Linked DNA regions of Mus musculus: region 1 is linked to region 2. A link is a loop called in an ENCODE intact Hi-C map of the cell type or tissue named here. Cell type or tissue: heart. All regions are shown on one strand.

What was found. A loop is a pair of places that touch in the nucleus more often than their neighbours do. Peaks named below come from ENCODE experiments on the same cell type or tissue, not always from the same donor. Only the 100,000 strongest peaks of a DNase experiment are listed, where the experiment ranks them.
Region 1: it touches region 2 in a loop (7-fold over the local background); 3 of 42 quality-filtered maps call a loop at or near these places.

What each region holds. Positions count from the first base shown.
Region 1 is chr11:31,457,711-31,465,710 of GRCm38, forward strand. No RefSeq gene overlaps it. Among named protein-coding and RNA genes, the nearest start is that of Gm39672, 44 kb to the left of the region's middle. In heart, no CTCF peak of the experiment used is centred here; DNase peaks (open chromatin) are centred at 4,981 and 7,331.
Region 2 is chr11:31,561,309-31,569,308 of GRCm38, forward strand. No RefSeq gene overlaps it. Among named protein-coding and RNA genes, the nearest start is that of Gm35063, 52 kb to the right of the region's middle. In heart, no CTCF peak of the experiment used is centred here; DNase peaks (open chromatin) are centred at 3,103, 3,613 and 4,003; H3K27ac peaks cover 704 bases.

The sequences.
Region 1 (8,000 bases), 100 kb before region 2:
TTCTTATCACACAGTTCTTTCATTTCCTTAGAGTCACACCAAGGTTTTTTTTTTATGTTATTTGTGACTATTGTGAAGGGTGTTGTTTCCCTAATTTCTTTCTCAGCCTGTTTATCCTTTGTGTAGAGAAAGGCCACTGATTTGTTTGAGTTAACTTTATATCCAGCTACTTCACTGAAGTTGTTTATCAGGTTTGGGAGTTCTCTGGTGGAATTTTTGGGGTCACTTATGTATACTATCCTATCATCTGCAAATAGTGATGGTTTGACTTCTTCCTTTCCAAATGGTATTCCTTTGATCTCCTTTTGTTGTCTAACTTCTCTGGCTAGGACTTCAAATACTGTATTAAATAGGTAGGGAGAGAGTAGGCAGCCTTGTGTAGTCCCTGATTTTAGGGAGATTGCTTCTAGCTTCTCTCCATTTAGTTTGATGTTGGCTACTGGTTTGCTGTATATTGCTTTTATTATGTTTTTGTTTGAGCCTTGAATTCCTGATCTTTCCAAAACTTTCATCATGAAGGGGTGTTGGACTTTGTCGAATGCATTCTCAGCATCTAATGAGATGATCATGTGGTTTTTGTCTTTGAGTTTGTTTGTATAGTGAATTACGTTAATGGATTTCCGTATATTGGACCACCTTTGCATACCTGGGATGAAGCCTACTTGATCATGATGGATGATCGTTTTGATGTGTTCTTGGATTCAGTTTGTGAGAATTTTATTGAGTATGTTTGCATTTATATTCATAAGGGAAATTGATCTGAAGTTCTCTTTCTTTATTGGGTCTTTGTGTGGTTTAAGTATCAGAGTAATTGTGGCTTCCTAGAATGTATTGGATAGAGTACCTTCTGTTTCTATTTTGTGGAATAGTTTGAGGAGAATTGGAATTAGGTCTTCTTTGAAGGTCTGATACAACTCTGCACTAAACCCATCTGGTCCTGAGCTTTTTTTTTGGTTGGGAGACTATTAATCACTGTGTCTATTTCTTTAGGGGCTATTGGACTGTTTAGATTCTTAATCTGATCCTGATTTAAATTTGGTACCTGGCCTCTGTCTAGAAAATTGTCCATTTCATCCAGATTTTCCAATTTTGTTGAGTATAGGCTTTTGCAGTAGGATGTGATGATTTTTTGGATTTCCTCAGATTCTGTTGTTATATCTCCCTTTTCATTTCTGATTTTGTTAATTAGGATGCTGTCCCTGTGCCCTCTAGTTAGTCTGGCTAAGGGTTTAGTTATGCTGTTGATTTTCTCAAAGAACTAGCTCCTGGTTTAGTTGATTCTTTGTATAGTTCTCTTTGCTTCTACTTGGTTGATTTCAGCCCAGATTTTGATTATTTCCTGCTATCTACTCCTCTTGGGTGAATTTGTTCCCTTTAGGTGTGCTGTCAAGCTGCTAGTGCATGCTCTCTCTAGTTTCTTTTTGGAGGCACTCAGAGATAAGAGTTTTTCTCTTAGGAATGCTTTCATGTGTCCCATTAGTTTGGGTACATTGCAGCTTCATTTCATTAAACTCTAAAATGTCTTTAATTTCTTTTTTTTTACTTCTTCTTTGAGTAGAGTATTGTTCAACTTCCACGTGAATGTTGGCTTTCTATTATTTATGTTGTTATTAAAGATCAGCCTTAGTCCATGATGATGTAATAGGATGCATGGGATTATTTCAATATTTTGTATCTGTTGAGGCCTGTTTTGAGACTAGTTATGTTGTCAGTTTTGGAGAAGGTATAGCATTTTGTTTTAGTATAAAATGTTCTATAGATATCTGTTAAATCCACTTGTTTCATAACTTCTGTTAGTTTCACTGTGTCTCTGTTTAGTTTGTTTTTCTAGGATCTGTCCATTGTTGAGAGTGGGGTGTTGAAGTTTCCCACTATTATTGTGTGAGGAGTGATGTGTGCTTTGAGCTTACTAAAATTTCTTTAATGAATGTGGATGCCCTTGCATTTGGAGCATAGATGTTCAGAATTGAGAGTTCATCTTGGTAGATTTTGCCTTTGATGAGTATGAAGTGCCCCTCCTTGTCTTTTGTGGTAACTTTAGGTTGAAAGACAATTTTATTCGATATGAGAATTGGCTACTCCAGCTTGTTTCTTGGGACTATTTGCCTGGAAAATTGTTTTCCAGCCTTTTACTCTGAGGTATTGTCTGTCTTTGTTACTGAGGTGGGTTTCCTGTATGCAGCAAAATGTTGGGTCCTGTTTACGTAGTCAGTCTGTTAGTCTGTGTCTTTTTATTGGAGAATTGAGTCCATTTAAGAGCTATTAAGGAAAAGTAATTGTTGCTTCTTGTTATTTTTGTTGGGATGCTGTTCTTGTGGTTATCTTCTTTTAGGTTTGTTGAATGATTACTTTATTGTTTTTTTTTCTAGGCCATAGTTTCCCTCCTTGTTTTGGAGTTTTCCCTTTATTGTTCTTTGAAGGAATTGATTTGTGGAAAGATATTGTGTGAATTTGGTTTTGTCATGGCATACCTTGGTTCCTCCATCTATGGTAATTGAGTATTTTGTCGGGTATAGTAGCCTGGGCTGGCATTTGTGTTCTCTTAGGGCCTGTATTAACATCTGTCCAGGATCTTCTGGCTTTCATAGTCTCTGGTAAGATGTCTGGTGTAATTCTAATAGGTCTGTCTTATTATGTAACTTGACCTTTTCCCCTTACTGCTTTTAATAGTCTATCTTTATTTAGTGCATTTTAGTGTTTTGATTATTATGTTTCGGGAGGAATTTCTTTTCTGGTCCAGTCTACTTGGAGTTCTGTAGGCTACTTGTACATTCATGGGAATCTCTTTCTTTAGGTTAGGGAAGTTTTCTTCTATAATTTTGTTGAAGGTATTTACTGGCCCTTTAAGTTGATAATCTTCATTCTCATCTACTCCTATTATCCTTAGGTTTGGTCTTTTCATTGTGTCCTGGATTTCTTGAATGTTTTGAGTTAGTATCTTTTTGCATTTTGCATTTTCTTTGATTGTTGTGTCCATGTTTTCTATGGAATCTTCCACACCTGAGATTCTCTTTTCCATCTCTTGTATTCTGTTGCTGATGCTTGCATCTATGGCTTCTGATTTCTTTCCTAGGATTTCTATCTCTAGACCTGTCTTCCTTTGTGACTTCTTTATTATTTCTACTTCCATTTTTAGATCCTGGATGGTTTTGTTCAATTCCTTCACCTGTTTGGTTGTGTTTTCCTGTAATTCTTTAAGGGATTTTTGTGTTTCCTCTTTAATGACTTCTACCTGTTTAGATCTGTTCTCCTGTATTTTTTTTAGGGAACTATTAATGTCCTTTTCAAAATCCTCTACCAGCATCATGAGATGATTTTAAACCTGAGTCTTGCTTTTCCAGTGTGTTGAGGTATCCAGGACTCACTGGTGGGAGTACTGGGTTTTGATGATGTCAAGTAGTCTTGGTTTCTGTTGGTAAGATTCTTATGTTTGCTTTTCGCCATCTGGTAATCTCTGGTATTAGATGTTCTAGCTGTCTCTGGCTAGAGCTTGTTCCTCCTTTGAGCCTGTCAGCACTCCTGGGAGACCAGCTCTCTCCTGGCAAGACCAGTGCACAGAGGGCTGTGGAGGAGCCCCACTCCTTGCTGCAGATGTAGGCCCATAGGACCCTGTCCTAGAAGCTCTTTTTCCTGTGTTCTCCTGCACAGAACTGCCTTAGAGAGACCCTGGAGAGAAAATGGTGATCTCACCTGAATCCCAGGTGTCAGAGCACTCCCTGGAGGCAAGCTCTCCTCTGACAGGGAAGTGCGCAGAGGACTGAGGATCAGCTCCACCTCCTGGCTGAGGCCCATAGGACCATGTCAGAGGAGCGCTATTGCTTCTGTGGTCTGTCTGCTCTCTCCTGTGCAGCTTGTTTGTTGTTGTAGTGAGGAGTTCCTTTATACCCTTCACCCACGTTCCTTATCTGTATTATGTTTGGCCAACAGGAGCTCCTTCCCCTGTCCCTGTGACATTCCCATAGGTTTTTGAGTCTTTCTATACTTCTGGCATCACAACATGTTCCTGGCTTATCTTGAACTTTCCTCTCCCAGCCCTGAAGTCAGCCATTCCTTTAAGGCACTCTAGTTTTCTTTATTAGCAAACAGTATTGCAGATAGGGATAGGGAACAGTATTGCAGAAAATGCAAAATGCAAAAAGATCCTAACTCAAAACATTCAGGAAATCCAGGACACAATGAAAGGACCAATGAAAAGACTGGGTCCGTAACTGCTCATCCTGCGAAGCTGGCACCAGCCAACTGGCTGCCCTGGTCACATGCTCTGTCTTTGTTCATATCTGGGTGGCAGGCAGGTTCCAGGGTTAGTAAATACAGATTTCCTGCTGCGCTGCACATGCATAATCTATTGTAGGCTGCTAGTCAGACTGTTCTGACTCACTTCTCCAACACAGCTTCTCACCAACCTCTTTCTAATGTTTGGCCTCTGTTGGTGAACCTTGTTAAGGCCAATCGTTTTGACAGTTGTTGCAGAGTAATGATTTTTACATCATTTTGCAAGAATGCCAGTGGTCTTGGCACTGTGTTATAAGCATGAGTTCTGTTTTCTCCTCCATGTATTTGTTTATTGATTTATTATGGACCCATAGATGCTAGAATGTAAATGGACTATAAGTTACTATAGTTATTTCTTGGTATCTGTGGAGAGGTGGTTCCAGGAGCCCCTGAGATATTAAATCCTAACACTGCATGCGATCTGTATCTCCTCCATGCCTGTCCTATACTTTAGGCCACTTCTTGATCACTTATAATGCCCAATAACCTAGAAATGCTAAGGTCTGTTGCATCTACAGATGTGGGGCTCATGTGGGAGGGATGGCACACTCCACTTGTTTATTTTGGTTCTCTGTGCTCTATGTTTGGCCAACAGGAGCTCCTTCCCCTGTTCCTGTGACATTCCCATAGGTTTTGAGTCTTTCTTTTCTTCTGGCATCACAACATGTTCCTGGCTTATCTTGTACTTTCCTCTCCCAGCCCTGAAGTCAGCCATTCCTTTAAAGCACTCTAGTTTTCTTTATTAGTGAACAGCATTGCAGAATGTGTCTGCCTGCTAGTGGGTGCATTACAGTTTGGTCTCTGGTTTTTTTCTACCTTATTCTTTGTAACTATTACTCTTCTGGGTATTTAGCAGAACGATTATATACCTATGGCCATACCGACAGATGTTGGCACTGTTTTCAGCTTATTCCTATTCCCAGAAAGTTTCAGTGACCACTCTGGCACACACTCCTTGGGCATCTGTAACTGACTCTATGAGGGATATATTGATCATGAGGTATGTATTCAAAATTGTACTTGATACTGCTGTCTAGTTCTGTGACTGAATAATCAGGTGGGAAGGCATCTAATACCTCTCAGAGGTTTTGCTTTTACACAGAGCAAGCAGTGCCAACAGCCACTTGTCTTCACTGGCGTGGACCAGCTCTGTAAAGCATGGAGCTGTGCAGATGGCCTTCACAGGGACAGAAGGCATTTGGAAAGCTGGTCAAATGAAAAAAGTGGTTCCTAAGTGAGGGAATGGAGCAAGCCTCAGGCAGTAGCTCTCCACTTCCCAGCCCTCTCCTGGGTGAGTCTGTTGCTTGTCTTGGGGCTACTCCTTCATTTGCAGCCTTTGCAAGAGGCCTTCGGAGATAGGATGATGATCTCCTGGCTTCTCCTGAAGGCCAGGAGAAATCTGATCAGATTTCACACTAACAGTTCTTGTCAAATTTTATCAGGGCTGAAGTAAACATTTTATGTTATGCTAATATTTTATTGTATTGAGACACCATCTCATTATATAGACCATCTCGTTATATAGACCAGGCTGGCCTTGATCTCACAAAGATCCACCTGCTTCTGCCTCATTGATGCTGGAATTAAAGTGTACACCACTATTCCTAGCTTCATTCTCATTTGAAACAAGATCTTCCTAGCCTTCCACCTGGATTCTTTTTGCCATAGCCTCCCAAGAGCTGGGTTTATAAGCCTGTACCATCAGACTTGGCCCAAATGCTTTTCTTAAAAAAGCCATACCAAGATACTAACTCAGCTCACCAAAAACTCTTAACATCGAAGGAAAAAACACAGAGCATACATGGCTATAGATGGAAACCCAGCACAACACAGGGTATTGATATCAAGATCAAATGTGGAGCTGCAGTCAGAGGCATGGAGGGAAATAAAGACAGCAATCAGGTCAGGGCAGGAAGGTGGACTGGGTCTTGGCAGTGTCTGTAAAAAGAGGCATGCAGAGCTCTCCTCTGAGATGCAAGCGAGGTTTCTGCTCACCGTGAAGGGGCCTCTGTGGAAGGAACATGCAAAGAGCACAAGGGATTGAAGTCAGAAACCTGGAAATGCCTGTAAGTCAAAAGTGGAATTTTTCTGGATTTGAAGACATCTTGAGGGTGGTCTCTTCCTCTTAGACGGAGACAAGATTTGAGGATTTCTTGTACCTCCCCAGGTTGGATTAGGCTCGGTCAAGTCTACTATATAGGGTTGACTTGAGGCCAGCTGTCCACACAGGTCCCGCCTTGCCTCTCACATCCACTTGAGCCTTCCCCTGGGGGAAGGGACTTCCAGGCAGTGGCAGGTAAACTTAGGAAATTATTGAATCTAATTCAACATTTTATCCTATTTCCTTTATGTAGTTATACATGTATGTTCACATATGTGATATAGATCTCTATCTATCTATTTATCTATGCACAGATATTTACATATCTACTTTTTCTTTTGACTAAACTTTTAAAAAACACCATATGTCATTATATGTTTTGAAGACAGAAACTCTGTATGTTATTTAGATGGAGTGAATTTATTACCCCATGGTAACCCTTATCTTCAAGGAGTACACTCTAACATCTCTAGTTGGTACGAAAAACTGTAGAGAGAACTGAACCTGGTGTGGACTGTCTTTGTTTTTATACATACATGCCTGTAGTAAAGTCAAATTTACAAGTTAGACCCAGTAAGAGATTAATAGCAATCACTAATAATAAAATAGAACAATTTTTACACTATGCTATAATAATATTTGTGAGACTAGGCAGTATCTCTTGAGAGGGACAATTATTAATATTTTTGACTGCTTTAAAAAAACCTCATCTAACTGAAACTACATACTATATGTGTGGACTATATGTGTGGCTATAACCTGTTAAGTAGGCATAAGACTGTTAGCCAGTAGAGTCAAAGGGACCCCCTAAATAAGCCAACAAGAAAATTATTAAGAAATGGCTACTATTCCAAGGACTAGAAGAAAAGGGCATGAGTTGCTCTGTGTCCCTGTGGACAAGCATGGAGCTTGGTGGCTTAGGAACTGGGGGCTGGAACTCAGCAGCTGGATACAGCTGTTGCTCTAGGAAAGCACTACAGCTACCAGGAAGGGAAGGTTACTGCTAGGAACAGAGCAGGGACAGGAAGGAGCAAGAAGCAGCAAGTGTTTCTTCCTCCAGCCTGGCACTCCCCTGCCACATCCCGCTTTGGAAAAATTTGCAGTGGGACTTGTGGGTCCCAGCTTGGCAGTACAGATGAGCCAAGTATGGTTGTCTGTTGCTGTCCCAGGAGCATGGTTCTGGTACTCCCTACAGTCAGCAAAATCTGCAAATGCTCCACTGCCATGTATGAAATGGAGTGGTGCTCATTTATAACCTCTAATGTCCTCCCATGCACTCTAAAACCTCTTTAGATGCTCTCTTCTGCCTGGTGCTAAGTAGATGCTGTGAAAGTGGCTGTCCTGTTGTACAGTTTAGGAAATAACAAAATCCTATATATGGTCAGTGTAGACACTTGGTCAGTCTGCTATCGATTGAACCCACCGACCTGGACCTACTAAAGGCTGACCTTACAGAAAAGGAGCCTGGAGCAGAAAAACAGTGTTTTAGTGAGTGGAAGAAAGCATAGACACTTGAGTACATGCTTTCTTGAAGAAGAACATTGTTGTCTACACGTGGAGCACTCATTACCCTGACTGAGCAGTGCACATGCCCTGGGATTGCCTGTCACTTCTCCCAGATGTTTTT
Region 2 (8,000 bases):
ACAGATCCGTTTTGTCCTCAGTAGCTCTTCCTTACTTGAATGTGGAATGAAGTGGAATGAAATGCACCTAGACCCAGTTTAGCCTTTAGAGGATGTTGGTAGCAGACAGAAAACTCGCTGACTCAAATGGGCCCAGATGTTGCAGGGATTTATTGACTCATGTAACTCAATATGTAGAAATAATAAGGCACCAGGCACGGTTTGAACTGGCTTCCGCACTGTATGGCTTCTCTCTAGAGGGGATAGGGATTTTCATCTTCTTTACATGAAGATGTCATCGAAACAGCATCTAGAAAAATACTTTTGAATGGACACACTTATGCCTCTCTGTGGCTTGATTTGGTTTTACGCAGTACGGAGCAGTGACTAGGTAAGGTTTCTGTACCCTCCCCTACTCCATCAGGGCTCCTGTAGACACCCAATATCTAGTTAAATCCTTACCAGTGAGTCAAGACTGACGCCTCTGTAACTTTAAGAGTCAACGTGTCATGTCTGTCTTTAGATATCCTTCTGTCCCATGCAGAAAGACACCTTGACAATCCCACAAATAGCAGACATCCTGACCCTTTCATCTGGGAGAGCCCTGCATGCTGCATTGTGGTTAAGGAACAGCAGGTCACCCAGGTCAGCCTCCAGCCTCACTTCCCATACTGATGGGTTTTTCCAACTCCGGACGTTTGAATTCCAGCCCTTTCTGCTCACAGGGCATCCCACTCTTCCACATCACCTTTTTTAAATGGCAAGCCATGTCCAGTGAGGAGATACTGGGATATCTGGCTATTTGCTTCAAATAGTTTTTAAAAAAATTGGTCCTTATACTTAAAGAAAATATTGCATATCCTTGGGCTGAACTCTTGATGTGGAAACTGGTGGATTGTGGAATAGAGAAGCAGTTGTGAGGGCTCTGCCAGGCCTAGACATACTCCTGAAGATTGACTGGTGGTTGAACCCAAAGTGGGGACGAGGCATAGACAGGCTAAGAAGCCAGAGAGAGCATGAAGAGAAATCCCCAATTTCTCTGAGGCAAGTGCAGTGGTAGCTGGGCCTGTGGCCATAGAACCCATACAGGGGCCACTAAGTCAGTATCCGCACACCATACTTCCTAACCTTCTGTGAACCTATACAAGACAGCCAACAGCAGGCACTGGGTGCCTGGTTGGTTTCCTTGTGAAGCCCATAATCAGTCTTATCCTTCCACAGAAGTGAGGAGATGTGTGACAGATGTCAGGACAGGAGGTGCAGGCAAAAACCCACTTAAAATGCTTTCTGTTTGTTCATTTGTTTTGTGAGAGAACAAGTCTGTAGCCCAGGCTAGACCTGACGTCTTGGTCCTCTTTTAATAGCTTCCTGGAGGGTGAGTTTATAGGCACATGTTGTCGAACATGGTGAGAGCATTCCAGATGAGTGATGGGGACCCACTGGCAGAAGCTGCCTGGGAGTGGAGGCCAGGCAGCGTTTCCATGAAGGATCTCAACAAGACACACAAAGGGAACTTAATGTTTGCCTGTGAAACAAAGCCAGGCAAGAAAGGTCATTCTATAGAAGACAAGAGCAAGCTGCAAAGGCCCTCGGAGTCAACCAAGCATGGGGCAGAGCCACAGAGCCACGTCAATCTCACATCCAGAGCCACAAGATTAATCTGTGAATTGGTCCACATTGCTTTGCCCTCGCAGACAGGCCTGGCTTTCCCTTTCCATGTACTAACCATTTCCAAAGACCTGGAGACCTTCCCCATGTCCCTGTCCTCTCTGACATGGCTTGCTCAGCTGCGTGAAGATGCCCCATGCTCACCTGAGCACTGCTCCTCACCACCACACCTGCCTGCCCTCTGCACCACTCTTGCAGACATAGTGGGGACTGTATGGATGGGGGCCCAGGCCAGCTCTGCCCCTGGAAAGGAGGTGGCTGTTGTGTGCTGCTAACTGGTTGGCTGTAGGTCACAGACATGTCTATGGGCCTTGCTTCCATGACCAGCTGTGGCCAGTCACCTCCTCCCAGCCCAGCATGCCTAGATCTCGGGGATCCCCTCTTTACAGCTTCCCCCTTTCCTGGATTTATTTTAGGATTTTGAAAAGTCATAGCAAAATATGTTTTTAGGGAGTATGCACGGAGAATTGAAGTGATTTTGTATCTTTTCTGTTATTCATATTCTCTCTCTCTCTCTCTCTCCCTGTCTCTCTCTCTCTCTCTCTCTCTCTCTCTCTCTCCCTCCCTCCCTCCCTCCCTGTGTGTGTCTGTGTGTGTGTGTGTGTGTGTGTGTGTGTGTGTGTCTTCTGTGAATATTAGATATGGAAACAATTATCTTAGGTTACAATAATCAGTTTTATATAACTACAGCCGGGAAGTTCTGAATCAATGCCATACCCATTAACAATGCATGCTGGGTCCAAGAATGTTCTCTGTCTCTGTCTCTCTCCATCTCTCCCTGTTCCCACCATTCTCCCCCTCTCCCTCTTCCTTCAGCACCCCCCTCCCACTGGACTGGACAATGTTGAATCCTGAGGGGGAAATCAGCACATATTCCTAGAGCTAACAGTCACCCCTGCACTCTGTGGTGTAAAGCTGATGAAGATGCAAATGTAAGGGAACCTCTAATTGAAGCCATCACGGCTCAGGCAGAGCCCAGAACAAAGCACACCCAGCTGAAATCACACATGTTGGCTTATAACCCTCCTGGACAGCCAGCACAAGAGAATATTTCTGGCTTTTCTAGCCACGTGGCCAAAACAGAACAAGAATGGCCCTTTTCCTGGGTAGAGGCACTGGTTGTCAGAGGTCCAAGATTGCCTTTGATAACGCTGTTGCTGGGTTGACTAAAGGACAAGCATAGGAAAAAAAAATAACCCTAAACAGAGGTGTCTGGGTGGGAGCTGTTGGGCCAGCACACATCCACCCCCAGTTTGTGCGTGTCAGCCCCAGTTGGCTGGAGGTGGGCAGCCGGTCCTGCTTGGCCTCACACATCCCTTGATGTGCGGATTCCCATGTGACATAGAGGGGGAGAACGACTTCCTTTCAGAATTCCTGTCTGGTGATTCATAACATGGCTATTCAGCTGTTCTGTCTCCTGGGGCCAGCCCTGGGTGGGGATGAGCCCCCTGATGTTTGGTCCTTGGTGCTGACTTTCTAGCTGGGGATGGAAATTGCTGAGTGGCCCCCAATAGATCTGAACCAAAAGAATCCTGGGTATGTGCACTCTCCAGCCAGCTGCTTCGAGAGCTGTCGAGTGCTGGCTGGCTTGACTTGGATCCCTTCAGGTCATTTCCACAGCACATCACTTGCCCAAGCCTCCTGTGTCACCTAACAATGCTGTTTAGTGGTCAAGGGTCTCCTCCGCACATACTAAGTCTGTGGACACCCCCCTTCCCATCCCAGGAACTATATTCACCAGGAGAACCTGGCAGGTGATGTTGACTCCTGATGTCCCATCTCTTTTGGGTCCTCCTTGCTTAAAAGCATGCAACAACATTGCTGCTTAGTGCATGGCAGCCAGTCTGCCTCTTCCCATAAGAGCGGGCACAGCTCGGAGAACAGGGCCATGTGTGCAGCCCAGCTCTGCCCCGAGCCTCGGAAGTCTGCACCAGAGCTGCAGAGAAGTCCCTGGGTGTCTGCAGAGCAGGTGGCCTCCATCTGAACACCAGCCCTGTCAGCTGTTGAGAGCCCTAGTTGGAAGAAGCATTCCAGGGACATTCTTTCTGTCTGGAGCGGGGACTTGGCCTGAACCTTGAACCAAAAAAAAAAAAAAAAACCCAGAACAAACCGAACAAACCGCACCAGTTTGCTCCACCTCAAAACAAATGCCTTTCTTTTTCTTTTTTGTTTCTTTTTTTCTATTTTTTTTTAATAGCACTGAGAACCAAACCCCAGTTCTGGGATTGGCATGTTTTGTTTTCCCACTGGGGAACACTTAAAGAACAAGACAAAACTGCATCTTCTGACGTGACTGAGAGGGGAGGAGAGGGCCTTGGGTTCATGTGCTTGGTGCACACGCCTGCCAACCCTAGAAGGCAGGGCGAAGTGTACAGAGATCACATGAGGGTGTCTACAGAATGGAGAGGCTGAGGTGACAGGGCTCTGTCCTGAGGATTGTGCCAGCAGCCTATGTGGGGAGAAACAGCTAGCCCATGCGGTACAACCTTCTTTCTGAAGAAAAGTGATTTTTTTTTCCTTCTTTTCCTTCGGTCACGCATGGTGGTACCTAAGAAATCACCCCACAATGCTGGTCCTCATTATTGAGGGATGTTTTGACCACTCTGTGTGGGTCGCTGTGGTAACAACCACACAGACAAACACAGTCTGTAGAGCTTCCGGGAAGAATGACTTGTCTGAGCTCATGGTTTCTGAGGGACTGCAATCCAGCATGGTAGGAAGATGGACCAGCAGGGACAACCCTTTCTTGGTCAGGTGGGTGGAGGGAAGCCTGTTGGGTACCTGTACAAAAGGTAAACATAGTTCAGATATAAATTTAGCAAGTAAGTATGGTTTGAGGTCTTCCTCTCCCTTTTTCTCTTTCTGGCTTGGTTCAGTCAGTGTCTTCCGAAGCAGCCATCCATACAGCACTAAGACATCTACGGAGCTCCTAAAAGTGAAATTCTGAAACCCAGATGCCCGCCTGACAAAACATTCTGGAACTTTCCACATGTTCTTTATGAGCTCACCTGACACAGCACTGGTCCTTCGTGGCTGTGGGCAGCCTGACCATTCCCAGTGCTGTACCACCAACTCTGAGCCTCTCCCCCATTTCTCAGTCCCCAAGGAGAACAACCCTCAGATTTAATCATTTTAGCACAAGGAAGTAGCTTAGGAAAAATAAAGAAAAGCTGAGGTAGAACACATACTTCCTCTGATGGGCACACTGCTGTGGTCTTCTGAAGGGTGAAATTTATCTCTTCAGGTTGTACCTAGGTGCCAGCTCCTTACTCTGTCCTTGTCTGTCCTAAGGGCCAAGGCTCCTTCCTGTTAGCAGCTAAGCAGCCTCCTCCATACTATCTTGGCTTCTCTTCCCACACTTTCCCAGGATGGTTACCCAGTTAATGGTCTAGGTCAAGCTGACGAACTGGGGTATGAAGGTGGGAAAGCAAGCGACTGTGGGGATTCATACGTGAAAAGTGAAGGCTAGGGGAGGGGAGGGGACGGAGTGGGGACGAAGCACGAGATGCACGCTGTTAGGATTCACCAGGCTCAGCTGCTCTGCTCTCAGCTTTTAAAGACTGAGGAGCCTCCAAAACGAGAGGCCTGGCGGACATGGTCATCACTGGCTCTTGAAGGTCAGACCTGTTTAGAGGGTTTGTTTGCTCTGCTTCTCCAGAATGGCAGCAAGCCTCTGCCCTACATGCCTGTCAGCAGCAGCAAATGAGCTCCTAGGTTCCGTTGTTCCCACTATGGTGGACGGAAGCTTTGTGAAACAGTGAGCCTGAATACCTTTTGCCCTCCATTCAGTTGCTCCTGTCTTGTCAACTTGAGAAAAGTAGCTACTCTGTAACCAGAGGCTTAAGGCATTCTGGGGCATTTTATAACAAAGCTTCACAATAATATGACATGTGGTGTCTACTTCATAAGAATCAGATACTTGAGGAGTTGCCAGGTGTGTGTGTGTTCATAAGTTTGAAATAGAGAGCTTTACTTTGAAAGTGCTCAGGGAAGGAAAAAAAGATTGAACTTAAAAAGGAAAAAATAATGCATCATAAAAGTCTTTGTAGCATAAGAAGCTTGCTCTGTGTCATGGGAACGTGAGAACTAAAATATGCCCTGGACCTGGGTGACTGAGTATACCCTGAGATAAAAGTTAAAATTGCTTCCTCCATCCCCAACAGGGAGTTTACACATTTAACCCTTGGGTATACTGTCACTTGTGAAACCCAACTAACTGCTAAAGCATTCTGGGATGTGACCACAGACAAAGTTTCAAGGACCCTGACTTCTTTGGAGGTGATCTCAAGATTTATCTCCCACCCCCTAGAGCAAAGGGTTTGTGTAGTTATTGCCCACAACTGACTCCTTTGAGATCCATAGCCAACATGAGGCCTGCTGGATTGTTTCCTAGGTTCTAGAGCAAGTCCACATCACCAAGAGTAGGTCCTTCATTCACACTTAGCCTTGTTCACTGGGGTCATGTGAGAATTACTCAGATCATGGTCCCAGGGCCCGCCACAGACTTCTGGTGATGGTCTGTGGGCAATGGGGTGAGATAGGGCAATCAGTTCCCGTACAGTGACAACAGGTGATTTCTACTTCACATCCAAGGTGGTCAGGGACTAGAGGAGCACTATTTGTGGAGCCTTGAACCCCTTCATTATGAGCCGGTGCCATTCAGATTTTTTTGGGCATGTGTTGAGGTATGTAATTAGTCTATCCTTGGCTTTGAGCTTCCAGAACACAGACAGGATCACACATGAGACTCTCAGACATCTAGCTGCTCTGTCTGGTTCCAGGAAAAGTGACAGGGCGACCTCAGCTCATCTTCCCAGCCTTGACCTGGACAAAACCAAGAGGTCCAAATTCAGGTAAAATCCAGAAGCCAGCAATAGGCTTCTTGGGCAGAGCATCATTTTCTGTAAGTAGTGATGTACATACATCAGGTGTTACTCAATATATAGATGAGCTCTCTGTGGTTAAACTGAAAGAATCAGAAAAACAAAGACAGTCAGACTATACAGCTCAGAGTACAGAAGAGGTATTCACAAGCACACACTGATGTGAATAAATTATTAACAAATTAACAAGTAGGAAAAAGAGGCCAATCTCCTAAACAAAAACAAAATAAAAATAAAATGTATATAGCTTCGCCATTTTAAAGATGGTACATGAATCATCCTCAGATGTGAGTTACACATGACTTTGTCATGATATGAATGCCACATTGCATGCTTATATAGACCTATGTGGTCTAGCCTATAAAATACACCAGATCCAGGCTACATCATCTATACCATTGTATAGGTAGATTGTTCACTGAATGTTATTGTGTGACATGACTCCATCTGAGACAAACACCTCCTCACATTCTTGAATGAATTCATATCTTTCCTCGGGTCCTTCTATCTATCCCACAGGTTCTGGGATATCATCATTCACAATCTTTTAGGAGGCCCTGTATGAGGAGCTCCTAGCCATAACTCTTCTTTAGGTTGAGGTCACCTGGAGTGCATGGTACCCAAGCCTATGGGGCACTCTAGGACTATGCTGTACAAGGTGTACACTTGCAAGGTGTCAGAGGTAAAGGTGCTGAGTGGCTGAAAGAGAAAGCACATCAGACATTAGAGCCTTGGTGTCTGTCTGTCTTCACTGGTCGTTTTACATTGGTGTTGTTGAATGAACACTACATGAATATACTGGCTTAAATATATCACCAAGGTTATTCTTCCTACTTATTTTTCCTGTTCTTCCTTCTCTTCACTTTTTTTTTTCATTGTGACAGGGTCTCTTGGAGCTCAGGATGGCCTCAGATCCATTATGTAGCTGAGAACAACCTTGAATTGCTAAGTCACTATTCCTAGTTTCAGTGGCGCTAGAAACCAACCCCAGGCTTTGAGGATGTAGAGCATCTGTTTCTTTCTATTTAAAACTATGGCTAAGGGCTGGGATCGTGGCCCAGTGGCAGAATGCTTGCCCAGTATGCCTGAAGCCCTGGGTTCCACCACAGAAACAGAGCAAATGATGTGGGATGCAATGAAAGCCAGTCCTAAAGAGATTTTACAGCTATAGTAAAACAATCAGAAAGATGTCAAATACATAATTTAAATATACCTTGGAGTCTTGTAAAAATGTGAGCAAATCAAACTAAAAATCAATGAGTGGAAAGAACCATTCAGGACAGGAGTTAATGAAGTGGAAACAAAACAATACAAAGAACCAATGAAACAAAGAGTTGGTTCTTTGGAGCAATAAGCAAGATTGATAAAAATTTAGTGAAATGAACCAAAGGAAGAGAAGACCCAACTTAATAAAATCAGAGGTGGAGAAGGCCACAACAACAGATATCAATGAAATCCAGAAAATCATTA